3 separate regions of the Homo sapiens genome follow, and regions 2 and 3 are each linked to region 1. The links are chromatin loops, found by intact Hi-C in ENCODE. Cell type or tissue: ascending aorta. All regions are shown on one strand. Each heading gives the region's core, and the rest is flanking DNA. Links, peaks and the distances in the headings are about the cores only.

Region 1 (5,473 bases), core at 829-4,828:
CTACTAAACAGAGAAAGGCATAAATGTACTGTGCAATCACCTCACTGAGCCCAGCTCTCCCTTAAGAACTGTGGAAGGACATAAGGTAAAGAGCAGTTGTTGGTGACATTTATAAAGTCTCAAGTCTCAATTGATTCTGAAATAAACTGATAAGGCTTATATTTTCTTGACCTCTTAATCCTTGGAACCAAAAGTACTTAGTAAATGAAATTTGTCTTTTGTGATTTCCTCAAATCTACTTTCTATGATTAATCTACTATACACTATCAAAGAGTATTAAAACTATAAAACGTCCATTGTGAGATTTCAATGAGGCTCAAAGACGGGTTTTCATGCTTTCTATATGTAGGAATACTAGAGAATTTTTACATCTATATCATTCCTTCTACACGGAGCATTTCATATAACAAAGTATGTAGAAATCACACAATATTCCCAGGAAATATAATCGTCTTTTACCCAAAGCCTCAGCAGTCAACAGTTTAAAATGCCATTGCTGGCTGAACACACAGGTATTTACCTGGGTCATGAACTAAAATGGCAATTGTCCCAAATATTTCTATTCATCTGATGGGTGCCACAGGAGCCTCAAGGGGCATGGTGGTGACTGCAATGTACGGGCTATTGATCTGAGTATGACTGAGGACAAATGGAATCACTTCCGCAGTCACAGAGGTGTCCTAGGAGGTCTGCTAGCCCAAAATGACCTGTTGGCTTTGAGATGCATAGGCACCACTGGACACTGCGCAGCAATGACAGAGCTGCATGGAACGAGGAGATAAGGGCCCCAGCATGCATCTTTGGCAGGAAAATTCACTCCATTTCATTTTTTTAAATAAAAATGACAGTGGGCAATAATCACACAATTTAATTATTCCTTTGGGTTCCACATAAAACTCAAAGAATATAAAATCACCAACCACTGATCTGCTACCTGTGGCAGCTGAAAAATATTACAGTGGAATTTCAGGGGCAAATAGCAAAATGAGCATCTCCAAATTGTTTAGAAAAGGATCTTCAGTCTGAGAATTGACGGCACAGCTTTAAGAATAGATAAAGGACTGCCTGAAGGATCTGTCTAGCTTCCTGAGTTTTTTAAAAGTAATACCTTCATTTGCATAGTAATAACCCAATTATCGTAAGATTAGGTGACAGGAATCTCATTATTGCTATTTCCACAAAACAGTCGATATTTTATTCAATATCTTTTAATGTTACACACCTTAAAACATAATTATTCAATATACCCTCATTCATCTTTAATGTAATTTTCTTTTTTGAAAACCTTGCCATAATTGTTAGTTTTTATGGCATATACTAGTGTTTAAACAAGCACTTTTCCCCCGCAGGCTGCTATGAGAACAAGCAAAAGCAACCAACAGCTTGGGGGCACTTGTCTTCCCCCCACCCCCCAAGTTACTAGTAAGTTCACCAAAAGATTAAACTCACACACAGGACTGCTAAAAATCTGTTGTAACGACCTCTGCACTCTTCCCAACACTATAGTTTCCCCTCCTTTTCTGTCACTTCATGCTCCACAAAAGATGCTTCCATAATGAATTTTGATCTTAAGGCAACTCTGAAAGTGTTAGCAAATACATTCTGTTAAATTTCAAATTGTATGATCTGGGCTCTTTTCTTTGTGAGTTTTTTTTTTGGGGGGGGGGGATGGCTGTTTTTCCCCCTAGACCACATTGTAATACACACACACATACAAAAAAATCCTTCTGAGACAGCTGACATACTGGGGAGACCATCTGCCTGCCATAGGTTTACCTGCCATAGGCTTTTACAGTTTCAATTACAAGATAATCAGTACGATAAGTGGCTGGTTACCAGATTAACGGTGGAAACAAAGCAATGAAATAGGGGGGAGAGAGACAGAACTGCCTACATTAAGAGACTACAGAGCCATACATGCTATTACTTCAAAATGATATCAGAATTAATGTAGAGTGAAAACAGCAGTTAGACTTTGTCATGGGAGGAAACAACATCAAAGGGCTGTGGTTTGGAATCTGGGGCTAACACTCCTTAACTGTGGCCCTAGGGACTATGTCTTCTTCGTGATGTTATCTCTCTATACTTTATGAATGAACACTCATTAATCATAGGTATAACAATTAATCTGTAGAAAAGGACCCTATGCTTCTTACTCAACACACAACTAAGTTTTCTCAGGATTTCATCGAATCACCAGCACAATTCATTGGCATTTTCTAAATGACCTAAGAAACTTCGACAGGCATCAGATGCTCCTAAGAGCCCACCTGACTACAAGCTCACCACTGCATACCCAAACCATCAAAACCACACTTCACTCTTCCCAGGCCTGATCTTTGGAAGAGATTGCAAAGCTGGCATAACATTACTTGTTTACATGTTTAATGAATTTTGGGGGGTACTGACTGCACTTTGTAATTTTTTTACAACAATCGGGAAACCACCATTCTTTAAAATGAGTTTAGTTGCTGTAGACAATTTTCCCCCAAATAGAAAATGTAAAAGAACATTTCTGATTTAGTAAGGCTTTTACTGGAATTAAGTTGGGTGGTTTATGTCTTTCAAGTCACCGGGCTGTTCCTCAGAAACTATGCATAGCAACAAGTACATGAGTCAGACATTTGGTCCAAACCTCTTCTTACAGAGAAAAATAAACTCACAGGGCACACTGTGAGTCAAGATCACCAGGCAGAATTAGAATTCAGGTCTCCAAACATTTACTGAAGAGTTCTTTCAATTTCCTCATCCACATCACCTAAATCCCAGACCTCATGAAAAGAATGGCAGCTGTGCTCCATTGATTGAGTGCGGTCATATGTTTAGCCCTCAGTGAGAAACACTACCAAGGAATGGTCAACCGAAAAAAACAAAAGAGCAATAATTAAAGTCATCATTATAGACAAGGCACAGTGGCTCGTGCCTGTAATCCCAGCACTTTGGGAGGCCAAGGCGGGTGGATCACTTGAGGTCAGGAGGCAGAGGTTGCAGTGAGCCGAGATTGTGCCACTGCACTCCAGCCTGGGGGATAGAGCAAGACTCTTGTCTCAAAAACAAACAAACAAACAAACAAAAAAAACACTGCATATTCTCACTCATAGGTGGGAATTGAACAATGAGAACACAAGGCGGGGAACATCACACATTGGGGCCTGTCGGGGGGTGGGGACCTGGGGGAGGGATAGCATTAGGAGAAATACCTAATGTAAATGACAAGTTGATGGGTGCAGCAAACCAACATGGCACATGTATGTATACCTATGTACCAAACCTGCACGTTGTGCACATGCACCCTAGAACTTAAAGTATGATTTTAAAAAGTCATAATTATACACTAAGTATCAGACAATGTACTGTTTTATATTAAATATCAGAACTCACATTTATCATTGAAGGTGAGGTCTGAGAAATTTAGAAATTGTAAGTTAGGATTCAAAGGCAGGTCTGTCTTAAAGAGAAAGCATGGAAGTTGCTGTCATAAAAACAAAGTTTACAGATACAATTTACTTTGCTTTTCTTCCAGAATTTCATATCTTAGTCTTCGCTGAATACTCCAGCGTACTGCCCCATAGTACACAGAAAGCGTCCAGGACAAGGGTGACTGCAAACAAGTTAGAGTTGCAGTACACTACTAAGTCTCGGGGAATCTTCTCTATGGGCATATTACTTCCCTCTCTCTGGAAAGCCCTTGTCTTTTTCCCTCGTCTTTACCCCTCATTATTTATCTAGTAAACTTTGATTCATGCCTAAAAGTCTTGATCACTCATCACTCTTCAATGAAGTCTGCCCTACTACCCAAGCACCTTCCAGTAGAGTGAATCTGCCCTCTCTCTGCTATTCCTGAACTTTTAAACTATTTATTGTTTTTAAATGCAATTATTTGTTTACATGCCGTCTCACTTGAGGAAGTCTCCTTGTGGAATGGGTTCAATTCATCTTAATATCCACAGTACCTATTAGCGATATACCTGAAACAGGTGTTTTATAAATATTCAACCATTATTGAACTATAGATACTTGTCAAACCTTAGTTAGAGCAATGATCACATTCTATCTGGCATGAAAAGTTTCTGCTTATGCCTTTTCTATATAAGAAACAGTTCTTTGAAAGATGTCTTATTCCCCCTACAGCACCAAGAAGAGTACCTCACAGACAGTAAGTGTCCCAGAACTGTTGGTTTAAATCACTTATTTAACGGGGTGGAAGTGTAAATAACTAAAATATTGCAAGTTTCTTTAAACCTAGTTGAGGATAATAGCAAATTTTTCTCTTCTTGAGTCACCTTCAAAGCATGGGATTATATCACATGGGAGATAGAATAAATGCACTGTAGCTAAAAATTAGATGGCTGAATCCATGGCTAAAATGCTACTTTTCTTCAGGATTAATTGAGTGCAATCTTTTATCTGTTTCTATTCAGCATATGTAGTATATATCGGCTATGCATCTGAGGACAGCTGCCATTCTATTTACAGCATTATCTAAAAATGGCAACATTAAATCCATCTTCCATCTCTTTGAGATCTTTTTCAACTACAGAATCATCTCAGATGTTCTGCTTTTAGAGCAAAATATATGAGGTGTGAATGTGTGTAACAGTAAAAGACTAACAGGCAGAAATCCACGACGGTGGAAATATCTACCAGCGCTTGATAAAACTTTCCTCCTTTCCCCATCTCAAGAAAAGCTAGGGCAAGGAAGCTAGAAAACATCAGGGGGCAAATTAAAAAGGTAGAAAACCCTGCCCTTATACCCCCATTCAGAAGTCTAAGAACCTAAATATTGATTTTTCAGGGCTTTTGTTGCTGACTGTAGAGATTTTGAGCCTAGACTGAAAAACAAACAGCAGAGGTGTGTGCTGACAAACCTCCCAAATACTATACTGCATTCCAGATTTTTTTTGAGAAAGTTAAAATTCATCTTTCAGCTTTTTTAAGGTGAAAAAGCTGTGACCGTGCTAATTATTTATTGTAAGTCTCCATATTCTACATCTTAACACAAATTCACTGTTAACTTCACTGAAGATCGTTAAAAGAAGAGGTAAAACAAACCCAAAAACCAAAAAAAAAAAAAACCTGAGTTTACAGTAAGAACATACAGAAATGACCTTGCTGGCCAGTCTGAACGACTTGGGAAAATGTGCACTCTTTCAATTGCTCTTCTCTTCAAATTTCCAGACTCTACCTCTTCTGTTTCACCAAGCTTCAAGTCCATTTTTAAATTCAATGTGCCAACTAGACAGGACAGGAAAAGAGAACAGTCCTTTCATAGCAAAGATCAACTAGACTTGGAAAAAATTAAAAGGCCATTTACATTTTTCTTTTAAAAAGCTAATTTGGCCAGATGCGGTGGCTCACACCTGTAATCCCAGCACTTTCAGAAGCCTAGGCAAGAGGATCGCTTGAGCCCAGGAGTTTGAGACCAGTCTGGACCACAGAGTGAGACCCTGTCTCCATAAGAAAATTTAAAAAT
Region 2 (5,473 bases), core at 498-4,497, 110 kb after region 1:
TTACTATCAGACCGATTTAAGACCCTTCCCTTCAAAAGCGCTCCTTGCAAAGACTTGTAGGGTTTTGAGGGGCAAAAGTTCAGAGCAACACACATTTTTTTTTAAAGAGGTCATTTGCGATCAAACTGTCAACGAGTCCTATTAAAATAATGAATTCCAGTATGGAATATGCTGATGCTTCTATTTTTTCATACAGTTTAGATAGTAAATAAATTTTACTTTTGAAAATCCCTGCTCAAAAAGTTAAACTTCTGGCCCTAATTAAGATTCAGAAAAGTCTCAGAGCTCACCCTAAAAGTACTCCTGCATTACAATCCTAGCACCAGTTCTTGAAAACCTTTGTCATTTTTACTTTTTCTAATTTAAGCTTTGTAATCTGTGATTCTCCCATATTCTTCATCACTACATTAAAATAAGCAGCATTCGTAATGTTATTTATAAACACAGCTGAATTCAAGGATTCAAATCAAAGGCAACTTTCTATCCACCTATATTAGGGAAAAAAACATGCAGAATATGCATGTCATCTTCTCGTCATTCAGCACAACTCGGGTTCCTTTCTGATTCAAAACTGTAGAAGAGACAGTCATCATGCCACACAATAATATTAGCTTTTCATTCTTCCGTGTGCATTTTTACTCTGTTTTGGTAAAAATATTATCACGTGCTCCTGGCTTATCTCATTAAAATAAATAGACATGACTGAATTCATATCTCTGGAGACACAGTAAACACAATGCAAAATGTAATTCCTCAAATTGGAATAACTGCTCTTTATTGAATAAATAACTAAATAATTAAAGCTTCTTCAAAGTGAGTATCATAGGTTGATGATGAAAAGTAACAGAATTATTCTGCAACTGGTAACATGGAAAAATAAAACAGCTGATAAGAACAACCAAAGTTTTACAGGGGGTTTAGCAGACTCTGGATCCTAGCCAAATTTCATAGCTGCCTAGAGTTTTTAGCTGAGTATCTAAAATTTGAAGGCAGAGTCAGTGTTCCTCTTGCATTTCCTAGACACAACTCATAAAATGATAGGTTCTTTTTAATGTCTAAGAATCTTGTTTAGTTCTCATTCTGCTCAGCAACATAATCTTCAGACTGAGGAAATGCCTGTTGAATCCCGTCAACTGCAGTATATAACATTTTAACATCAGAAGTCCTGGAACCACACACCTCAGGGTCAGGCCAGCAGATTTTCCCAATGCAGTCTCATTCAAGGAATTGTGATTAGCTAATGACTTGGTTTGCTTAGGTTATCTAGCTATCATCTGAATGCCAGCTACTGAGAATAAATCTCTTATGTTTCCATGTTCTAAGATAATTCCTCCATTCAAATACTCAACGCCATTTCATCTAGTCACAGTTAAAGCACCTCCCTGTTGACAAGGCATTTTCTCGAAAGTTTCTGCAGACTATTTGTCCACACTGTACATACCTGCTCAGTCCATCCCCTGGGAAGTTGCTTTTGCCATAGCTTCCTCTTTAAAAATATTCCTACACCCATGCTGGTTTTGTATCTGTTCAGTTCAAATTTAGATTCATTGGTACTTTTCCACAGTTACATTTCTTGTTCGATTGATGTTTCCTTTTATTTATTCTGAAGTTTTCGATGTAAGACAAACAGGAATACCACCTTCTAAAATTACTACTATCCTACCATCCTCCGATGGAACATTAACGGGAAGCAATATTCTCCAAAGCTATGAAGCATACACTGCCCTAAATTACATTGCAGTCGCTGCCCTGAGCTCACACATTTTTGAATAGAAAGGCTCCCAGGGATCTCTCTGTACTGACTGCATTTACTGCTTTAAAATATTTTTAACCCAGACGCTGAAGTGCCAGCCTTGCAGTTCCTCATGCTAATCCCAGCTTGGGTGGCTGTTCTTAAGGGAAAGCATTCAAAACATTGTAACAGTGCATCAACTTTGACCCTTTTCACTTAAACATGAGACTCTTAAAAAAAAGTTTGAATTCCAGAGGGAATCACTGAACTTTGACCTGCTTAAAATTAGTTTTGTTTTAGTGCCTTCACGGTGACTCAACAGGCCAATTTTCCAGACACTTAAGACGTTTCTGCCCCTGAAGATTTCAGTTCAAGTCTACAGCTATGTTCGCCGGTCAGATCAGAACACTTTGTCCCAGGGTTTCAAGCAACAAATTCCCAGATCTCCATCTCTCTGCCAGATGTTGGCATTACTTGGTATTAAGCTGGATCTAAACACACACACACACACACACACACACACACACACACACACTACACGATAAGAAGACAGACTCTAATATTTTTTTCTTCCACTTAGAGCCTTTTAAGAAACAAAGTTTTCCACTCAAAATTCAGTCATGGGGAAATGTTTATCAGAATTGTATAAACATTACTTACTAGCATAACTCCTACAACACTAAAACTCTTAACTTTCGGTTAGCAGTACTATGACATATTTAAAATATGGTCTTTCTAAATCTATCTTTATCAATGGGGAAAAAACACGCTGGGATTTTGTTTTCTAATCTATTACAGATTTTAGATATTGTTAATGAACAATTATCACATCACAAATGAACAATATCACACTGTTATACTTTCTTTCAGTAGAATTTCAAATATGACGTTTGTTGTCAAAAAGTCATGGCAATTAATAAGTAACATAAATTTACCAAAACACTAAAGGTATAGTGCATGTTCAGTATGATTTAGTCCCCCAAAACTCATCCCCCCTTTAAGAAAACAAAACTTTACAAAAACAAATTAGCCAATTTCATTAATATAAACCAACGTGTTTAAAAAGAACAAAGTACCTATTAGTTTGGAACAAGTCCTACATAAACCCTGTGTTTAAAAATGTTTAGAAAAGTCAAGGATACATGCATTCAAGTAAGAAAAAAAACAACTGGGTAGTATGAAGCCAGAAAACAAAGAAATTTTAACACAGGTAGTTAACCAGGGTAAAATAATTACTATAAACACAAATTAGTCTGTATAAATCACATATCATGTTAAACAAGAAGTCATTATTGTCTCCAACTGTTGAGCTACCTTTATTAAAAGGTGATGTTACAAAAGTGTGTTCCAGAGCTTCATGTTCAAACACTGGTTTACACTTAAATCTATCAACTTTCAAAAAGCTACCAATGATATTCTTAAAATATAGACATTTGATCCCTATTGTAATGCACTAAAGCTGGAAGGCAGACATTACAAAGATGGTACAGGGTCACAAAAACTGACCACAGTAAAATTATCTTTTAATTGTTTGCTCTCCTTATACTCAGAAAAGAAAAACTACTCACCTAAGTCTCTCTGGCAAACATTTCCTTAATTTCCTACATATTTAAGAAGGAACACAATAAAGATGTTCAAAGTGGGAGGAAATGGTGAATTTCTGGATACGTATATTAATTTAGTCCTACTTCATTTTCATTTTACTCATAAGTCATTCAACACATAAACACTGAATGACCGCAGAGTTCTTAAAATAAGAAAACATTTGGAATTCCTTCCAGTTATGTTACATTTCAAGCACATGTAACCATATGCGTTCTTTACTGATGGCTAAGAAAATAATTACTTATAGTTTTGAAAACTGGGTCAATTATTTATATGAAGAGGTGAACTGGAATGAAAATTCCAAGTGCTATGAACTAGTGCCTTCAAATGACATAAAAATTAATATGCATTATGTAAGATGCTAATGAATACACATACTTACAGATCAGACAGTCAATGGCAGTATTTAAATAAAATTATACTGAGATGTTCTCACGTAAGGACCTTATCTGAAGAATCTGCCAACATAGGATTAGCATTGTAGTTACTTAATCCTTTGTTTTAATAATAAAATATACTGCTAATTATGTAAGGTATTTGGCCTTGCATTCCAAAAGACATATTCGCATTTTTCTTTGTATACGTTGTAAAAACTAATGCAAGGTAATGTGACTTTTTTAAACAAACATACCTTGTCATCTAAGTTCAAATGTATTTTACCATGTTAATGGTCACCTTAGAACACTACTCACTTAAAGATCAGCCATTATTCACAGTATTTTTCTCTCCATCTGAAACTGTTTTCTAAGTCTGTGCACACATATGCAAGCACACACACTTCTAAATATCCTCAATGGTGACAAATTTCATAATTTGAAAGTCAATTTTAGCCATTTTCATCATTTCAGAGAGACATTTATAGCCAATTCTGGTGAATTAAAAAAGGATGATGAATCTTGGTATAAAATGCGATTAGAAAGTAATGAGATGGATGTTTTAGTCAGGCTTGCAAATGATTCAAAAGACAATTTCGAGAGAGGAAGTTTTTCCAAAATGTTTTGAACAATGGCATCATTGGAAAAGGGGTTTTGCTTCTCTGGGTGACAATTTTGAAAACAACATTAATATGAATGCATAAATTATAGTGCAATCGTTGTTTTCAAAAATCAAACTCTGTACTTTGCAATCATACCCTGCAAATATTAAATAGAGCAAATCTACATTTTTCCTGTAGATGGCTATGTATGTGTATTCTGAAGCTTCCATTGGGTGAAACTAACCATAAGTTGCATTGCAAAATATCATATATAATATAAACTTAACATAACCCTTTTAATCTTTCAAAAAATATGGCATGCAATTTTTTAAAACCCTATTTTCATTGTCAGATATTTACAACAAGCCCCAGTCTGTAGGCTTCTATAAACTTTTCTCTCCTATAAACAGTCAAAATCTGGCAAGAGCTCACTGTGGGATTATGCACAAAAACTGCAAATTTAAACAAGGTGCGAGCTTATACTTTTTCACACATTATTGTATCATGCTGCACCAGAACACTAATGTATGCACAGTTCCAAAATAGCCTGGGCTATTACTGCACAGCCTTGAAAACTACTAATATCCTGATGAGAGCACCTTTCAAAAGCTGCTCCTTTATTATTGCACTTCGGTAAAAGGTTGCTTTCATTATTTGTATTTTACAATAGAAAATAAACGAAGAAATGTCCATGACATTGCATCATCATTCTAAGGTTTTATTTCTTATTAGACTTTTTGTAGTTACAAAAGTTGTTTCATCAATATGACTATGACAATGGGACTCAATACTATTTAATCGACTCAATTATGGAACAAGTGTGCTATTTTTCCTTAGCTGCCCTACTTTCCTTTAAGTTGCATTTGAATTATTGATGAAATTGCAATAAAGCATTTCTTTGTTACACATAGTTTAGAAGTAAAGAAGGATGTTTCATGGTTAATTTTTAGACTCACAGGGATAAAATAAACACACTTGTTGTCCTTTCAAAGAAAGTCAATAGCATGGTACAAGCTTAAAAGAATGACTTTTCCTTTTTTCCCCTATTGTTTTGAGAACATAACGTGCTGAAACAGTGAACATAAATGTAAAAGGAGAAAATGGTAAGTAAGAGTATAGTATAGAAAATTCTGTTCCAGGTCTTCCTAGGTGATAAAAAA
Region 3 (5,473 bases), core at 498-4,497, 62 kb after region 1:
ATAACATTTGGAGGATTCTCAGCTTCAACTTATATAAATAATTGCAAGATTTTTCTAGCCTTGATAATCAAACTTCTATCTTGGAAGCTATTAAAAATAACTTTACCAGTATTTCAGATTAGGATATGAGTAGCTTAGAACTGGCATTAAAAGCACAGAATTGTCCAAACAAATTGTGAAAAACGAATTGTTCAAGAGTTAAAAAACATTTTAGTGATGTACGGGAAAATGACTCGACCAGAAAGGCTCCAATTCGCAGTTTCTCTGCCTTTGGCTTTCTGCGTGGCAACTACTCTGTAACTGGTTTTCTTTTATCTGTAAAATGCTTACAATAACAAGTACCCTTCCCATTTGTTGTGATGACTAGGAAAAAAAAATGTATCTAAAGAGCACCTAGAAATAAATGTCTGGTATCTAATAGTTATCAATAATTGGTAACTATTACTATTATGTACTTTTCCACAGTAAGGCCTATAATATGATTAAAAATGTTTTTATCATCCCTCCCCTCAACCCTAAAATGCTTGTCTTCCTTTTTCCATCTGACAAAAACATGTGGGTCTTTCAAGCAGCCACATTTTACACATATTCAGTACATGCCTCCTGCCAATATTTTTTTCCCTGTAGGCCTTTTCAATTTTTATAAATGTTTTGAGATGCAACATATATAAAAGATAAACTGCCAATCCATATACCTTTCTGTTGTTGTTGTTGTTGCTGCTGCTGCTGTTGAGACAGGGTATCTGTTGCCCAGGCTGGAATGCAGTGGTTCCATCATAGTTCACTGCAGCCTCAATCTCCTAGGCCCAAGCCATCCTCCCACCTCAGTCTTCCAAGTAACTGGAACTACAGGCACTAATTTTTAATTTTTTTTGTAGAGACAGGGTCTTTCTGCGTTGCCCAGGCCAGTCTCGAACTCCTGGCCTTAAGCGATCCTCCCACCTTGGCTTCCCAAAGTGCTGGGATTATAGACATAAGCCACTGCACCTGGCCCCCTATGCCTTCAGTAGATAATGTGAAACTCAAGGATCTCAAAACCTGAAGACTTACAAGTAACCTGGTCCAGCCACTACCCGAAGTGTGAGTTTCTTCTCTACCATCCCACCAAGTAATTAAATTTGCCTGTGTGGAGTACGTCCAGGAAGGGCACTCTTTCTGATTAAAGCCAACTCCAATCTGAAGCAGTTACAATGGGAGACTCTTCCTTTGACTGAGCCCACTATACCTGACTCCCTCTAAAAACTGCATAAGAAAGAAATCTAGGTACACTTATGTCCACAACTCTTTCCCATTTGGGAGGTACCTTGTCCCCTCTGGCCTCTCTTCTCGATCTTTCTCAAGCCCCCTCATCATTCTGGTCATTATCCCCTATAATCCTTTAAAGCTATGACTTAAAGCTAGTTAAAAATAAGACTCATAGAATGTAACAGAGTAGTTTCAGGCCCACATCAGCAATATAGCTCTTTTTCTAGATGTTCAACTTCTGTTAATGTGACCCAACATCATTCTAGTTTCAGGCACAGCCTAAGCAATGTTACCAACACCACAATGTTAACATGTACTGAGTCCCTTAAAACCATTAAACTCTTTCTTTCCCTTGTAATATGAGGAAATCACTTCTTCAACATCTCCATGTGTGTAGACTTGATGTTGATCCCAGTAGCAACTCCCCCCAGCTGAGATGAATTTGCACCCTGATACTGGTAAACAACACACTGCTCATTTATTCCAGGCTGGTAGGGTCTTCAAACGTGCTCATTCTACCAGCTCATGGGGAGAGTGAGTTATATATTATGGTCAGGGACACAGCCTTCTAGCAAGACACTAGAAGTTTTCACTATTATATCAATCCACGGAGCCAGTGTTCTCTGTCTCTAATGTTAAATAATTCTAAAGAATATTTAAACTTCTGATATGCTAAAATGAAAATTTGATCAAAGAAGTTAATATAAAGCTTTTCACTGAACATCCTAGCTCCCTGCACCCCACTATATCTGTGAATTAGTCTTTGAAAACACTGTAGATTTCCAAATAATCCAGAATTAGAACCAATAGATTTATGTCTCATTTCATTTATCTGACAACAAAAGTTAAATTTAAAAGCTTAGGAAAATGTTTCTTTATAAGTTTTCCAAACTAAACTACATTATATTTTCTAAATATCATCAATGCTTCTTTTATAAAAACCAAAAGGTAAATATCATAAGGGGACTGTATACAGGAGAGACTGGCTCAACAGGATATTTTATGGATATTCATTGACAGGCATGAGGAGGCTGGATTTGCAAGAGGACAAAATTTTTCCCTAATATTATTTGAATATGTTAAATAGCTCATTTCTTCATTTTAAAAATATGCAAGTTAAAATCCCCCTTAAGACTCCATTTAAGACAGAGCTATTCCAGAGCAACAAAAATTACCTCTATTTAGCTGACATTCAACTTTTGGAGATATTTCTCCCAAGAAAAGACAGTGAATATTGAACTGTGGAGCTCATTCAAAGAGGTTGTCATCACCACAACTTCTGCCTGTTTTACTAAAGACCCAGCTGCCAGAAGATGAGTAAGTGCCTCTACCATCAGGTTCATAGTACCCAGTGTCCTCTTTTTTTTTTCCCCAAAGACAAAAACTTTCAATAGAATTTTAGAGTTCAGACAACGCAAGGATTCAGTACGTTTCAAACCCAAGGAACAGAAGATAAGGGTAGAGTTCTCATCTCTCTTCCGTAGCAGGATTGGGGAACACCTTTATCACCCAACTGAAACACAGTAGAGGAAAACTATATGACTATTATTTCCCTGGAGCAAAATTAAAACAGTTTTTCATTTGTTAAACTGTCAAAAGATGTGGGCTTTTAAAAAGAGAAAAAAATGCTGACAGTTGAATGAATCATCATGGATCTATTCAAGTGTGACTTAAAATGTTTGCTTTTACTTAAGGTTAAAAAAAATTATTCAACTCTTTATACTATAGGCCATGTCCTATTATTTATTTGTTACCATGAGTTGCCAGGTTCCCAGATACAATGCATGTCTGATCAACATGTTGCAAAAAGATCTACAAAGCAGGGTGTGGTAACTCACCCCTGTAATCCCAGCGCTTTGAGAGGCCAAGGCAGGAGGATTGCTTGAGGCCGGGATTCAAGATCAGCCTGGGCAACATAACAAGACCCTGTCTCTCCAAAAAAATAAATTAGCTGGGTGTGGTGGTGTGTGCCTGTAGTCCCAGCTACTTGAGGGGCTGAGGCCAGAGAGATTGCTCAAACCCAGGAGTTCAAGGCTACAGTGAACTATGATGGCACCACTGCACTCTAGCCTGCATGACAGAGTGAGATCCTGTCTCAGAAAAAAAATCTACAAAATATTACTCAATCTGCAGTAGCTGGATCTGACTAGAAATTTTCACATTTAATTTTGAAGATGTTCAATATCTAATCTTTTATTTTGTCCTAAGTAATAAGTGTAAGTATTTTAAAATCCTCCTGAAACCCCAACCCCACTCTTACCCAGACTCTTAAAACCATCCAGTCTAGATAATCAAAGCCAGATTGTCTTCTGAAGCATGAAGGTGATGTTAGGTGATTTCCATTAAGCAGAATTATCCTAAATCTACACGGCATCCACAAAGCATCACAAGTTAATTTTAATACCTTAGAGATTTCAAGGATTCTATATTTTTAAAATATTGTAATAGAAAGTTAAAGACGGATGGAATGATGTCCCAGAAAACTATATTTATTGTGCTAATGCACCATTTGTCTTCTAGGCAAGCAACTAAAGGTCATTTGTTCTTCATGGCAAGGGTTGAAAATAGTTTGCATTGAAGGTCTAACTTACGGGACCAATGTGAAACCCCTCAGGCCTAAAGTGACCTTTTTATGCCAACACACACGTCCAAATCTCTTAAAGAGGCAAGCAGTGATGTTTGCACTCAGATTTTCAGTTACTTCAACTCTCTTTTCCTAAATGACTCTGATGGAGAAATTGGAATCATTTGCTTCATGTAGATTTCAGTATACTTGTTCAACTATCAGAGCCAGGTATCAGAGTCAAATATTGGACTGAAGAGGGGGCAAGTTTCCAAGCCTACATTTGCCAAATGAGAGGGAGAGTGTGGGAGAGAGAGGCACGTGGTGAAATCTGTTTGGGAGTGGGAGCTTGCTTCCTTTCCCTGGGGGTCTAAGTGGACTTGCGGGAGGCTGTTCAGTTATCCCACAGCTGTGCCTGGAAGAAACCCAAGGCCCAGAGAGAGCATGCCTTCTTCAGAAGAGTAAGGATCTGAAGAAAGAAGAATAAAGAGAGAAGGAGATAAGGCCTACAATTAAGGTTGATGGCGATTTCACTTGACAAAAATCTTCATGCTTCCAAATAGCCAGGAACTTTAGGAATTCTTGCCCCAGATCACTTAATAAAAAGAATTGTTGAGCAGTGGAAAAGTTGCCATCTTCAGTTACATCTATCCCCTTAACACATACCCGTTTTCAGGTGGCAAGTTGGCCATATTCCTGCCATCCCAAGGCAGGGCAGCAGCACATCCCTTATCAGCAAACAAGGCTCTGATGGCTACAAAGGGGTGTATGCTTTAACTTTCTCTTCCACATCAGCTGGGGCTGACTTTTCTCTCAGGCTTTGCTAACTACACGTTGGGATTCCTGCCTGAGAAACGTAGTCCAGAACTGCACCCAAAACATTGTCTAACTTTTAATGTGGTGTTTAAAGACACCTACTTTCTAGTTCACTCACTACTGCCCACAGATACAGAAGGCAAAATCAGCGTAGAAGCCCTCACAGCAAACCTCTCTTGGGTTCACAAGTCTTACTGCAGTGGATGGCAGACTTCATACATTCAGCGCACTGCTTTGCCACATTTGGGTGATAAAACAATGACACAGAACAGATGCTGCAATGAAGAGAGGAGAGACCATTTGTTCTATAACTCAGCTTTCTTTTGGTTACATAGTCTGTCATTATGCAGAGCAAGAAAAGTATCCATGGCACCTAGAACAGATTCAGATTTTAGTTTGAACTTGTACGGAGTTCTTAATCAAAGAAAAGAATTGTGTCTTGGAATTTTGCCTTGTGATTTCCCAAGATTGTTCTCAAGATGGGCATTGAACAGTCAGGGGTAAAAAAGGAAATAGATTGCTTTTATAGTACTTTTCATATCATTTTCCTTCTATTTACAATAAAGTAAATGAGGCTGTTACTCTTTTTTACAAAGCATTTTCTTTAAAGATGACCGTTAGTACCATGCAAGCACATTTTGAAACAGGTATGAAACCAGTGTGCCCAACTGTGGCTGAAACCCAAACAGCAATTTTTTTCCACTTACACAGGAAAATTCAGGAAAAAAAAAATGGTTACATGGGCAGCTCACAGTTTCTTTTGGAATGCTTTCATGGAAATTCAGGCTGTATTTGATACACACACCATATTTTTTTTAATGGTGTTGTGTGGGTGGGTTGGAGGCACAT

Evidence for each region. Hi-C counts contacts between places; a loop is a spot of excess contacts. Peaks named below come from ENCODE experiments on the same cell type or tissue, not always from the same donor. Only the 100,000 strongest peaks of a DNase experiment are listed, where the experiment ranks them.
Region 2: a loop joins it to region 1, with 2.0 times the contacts of the local background. A loop is called at or near these places in 1 of 110 quality-filtered maps.
Region 3: it touches region 1 in a loop (2.0-fold over the local background); 1 of 110 quality-filtered maps calls a loop at or near these places.

Annotation. Positions count from the first base shown.
Region 1 is chr12:24,423,152-24,428,624 of GRCh38, forward strand. It overlaps a transcript of SOX5 not described here. Among named protein-coding and RNA genes, the nearest start is that of LINC00477, 160 kb to the right of the region's middle. In ascending aorta, for the core only: no CTCF peak of the experiment used is centred there; a DNase peak (open chromatin) is centred at 2,610; H3K27ac peaks cover 1,353 bases.
Region 2 is chr12:24,536,372-24,541,844 of GRCh38, forward strand. It overlaps a transcript of SOX5 not described here. Among named protein-coding and RNA genes, the nearest start is that of LINC00477, 45 kb to the right of the region's middle. In ascending aorta, for the core only: no CTCF peak of the experiment used is centred there; DNase peaks (open chromatin) are centred at 1,820 and 2,120; H3K4me3 peaks cover 2,006 bases; H3K27ac peaks cover 2,513 bases.
Region 3 is chr12:24,485,244-24,490,716 of GRCh38, forward strand. It overlaps a transcript of SOX5 not described here. Among named protein-coding and RNA genes, the nearest start is that of LINC00477, 96 kb to the right of the region's middle. In ascending aorta, for the core only: no CTCF peak of the experiment used is centred there; no DNase peak of the experiment used is centred there; H3K27ac peaks cover 1,323 bases.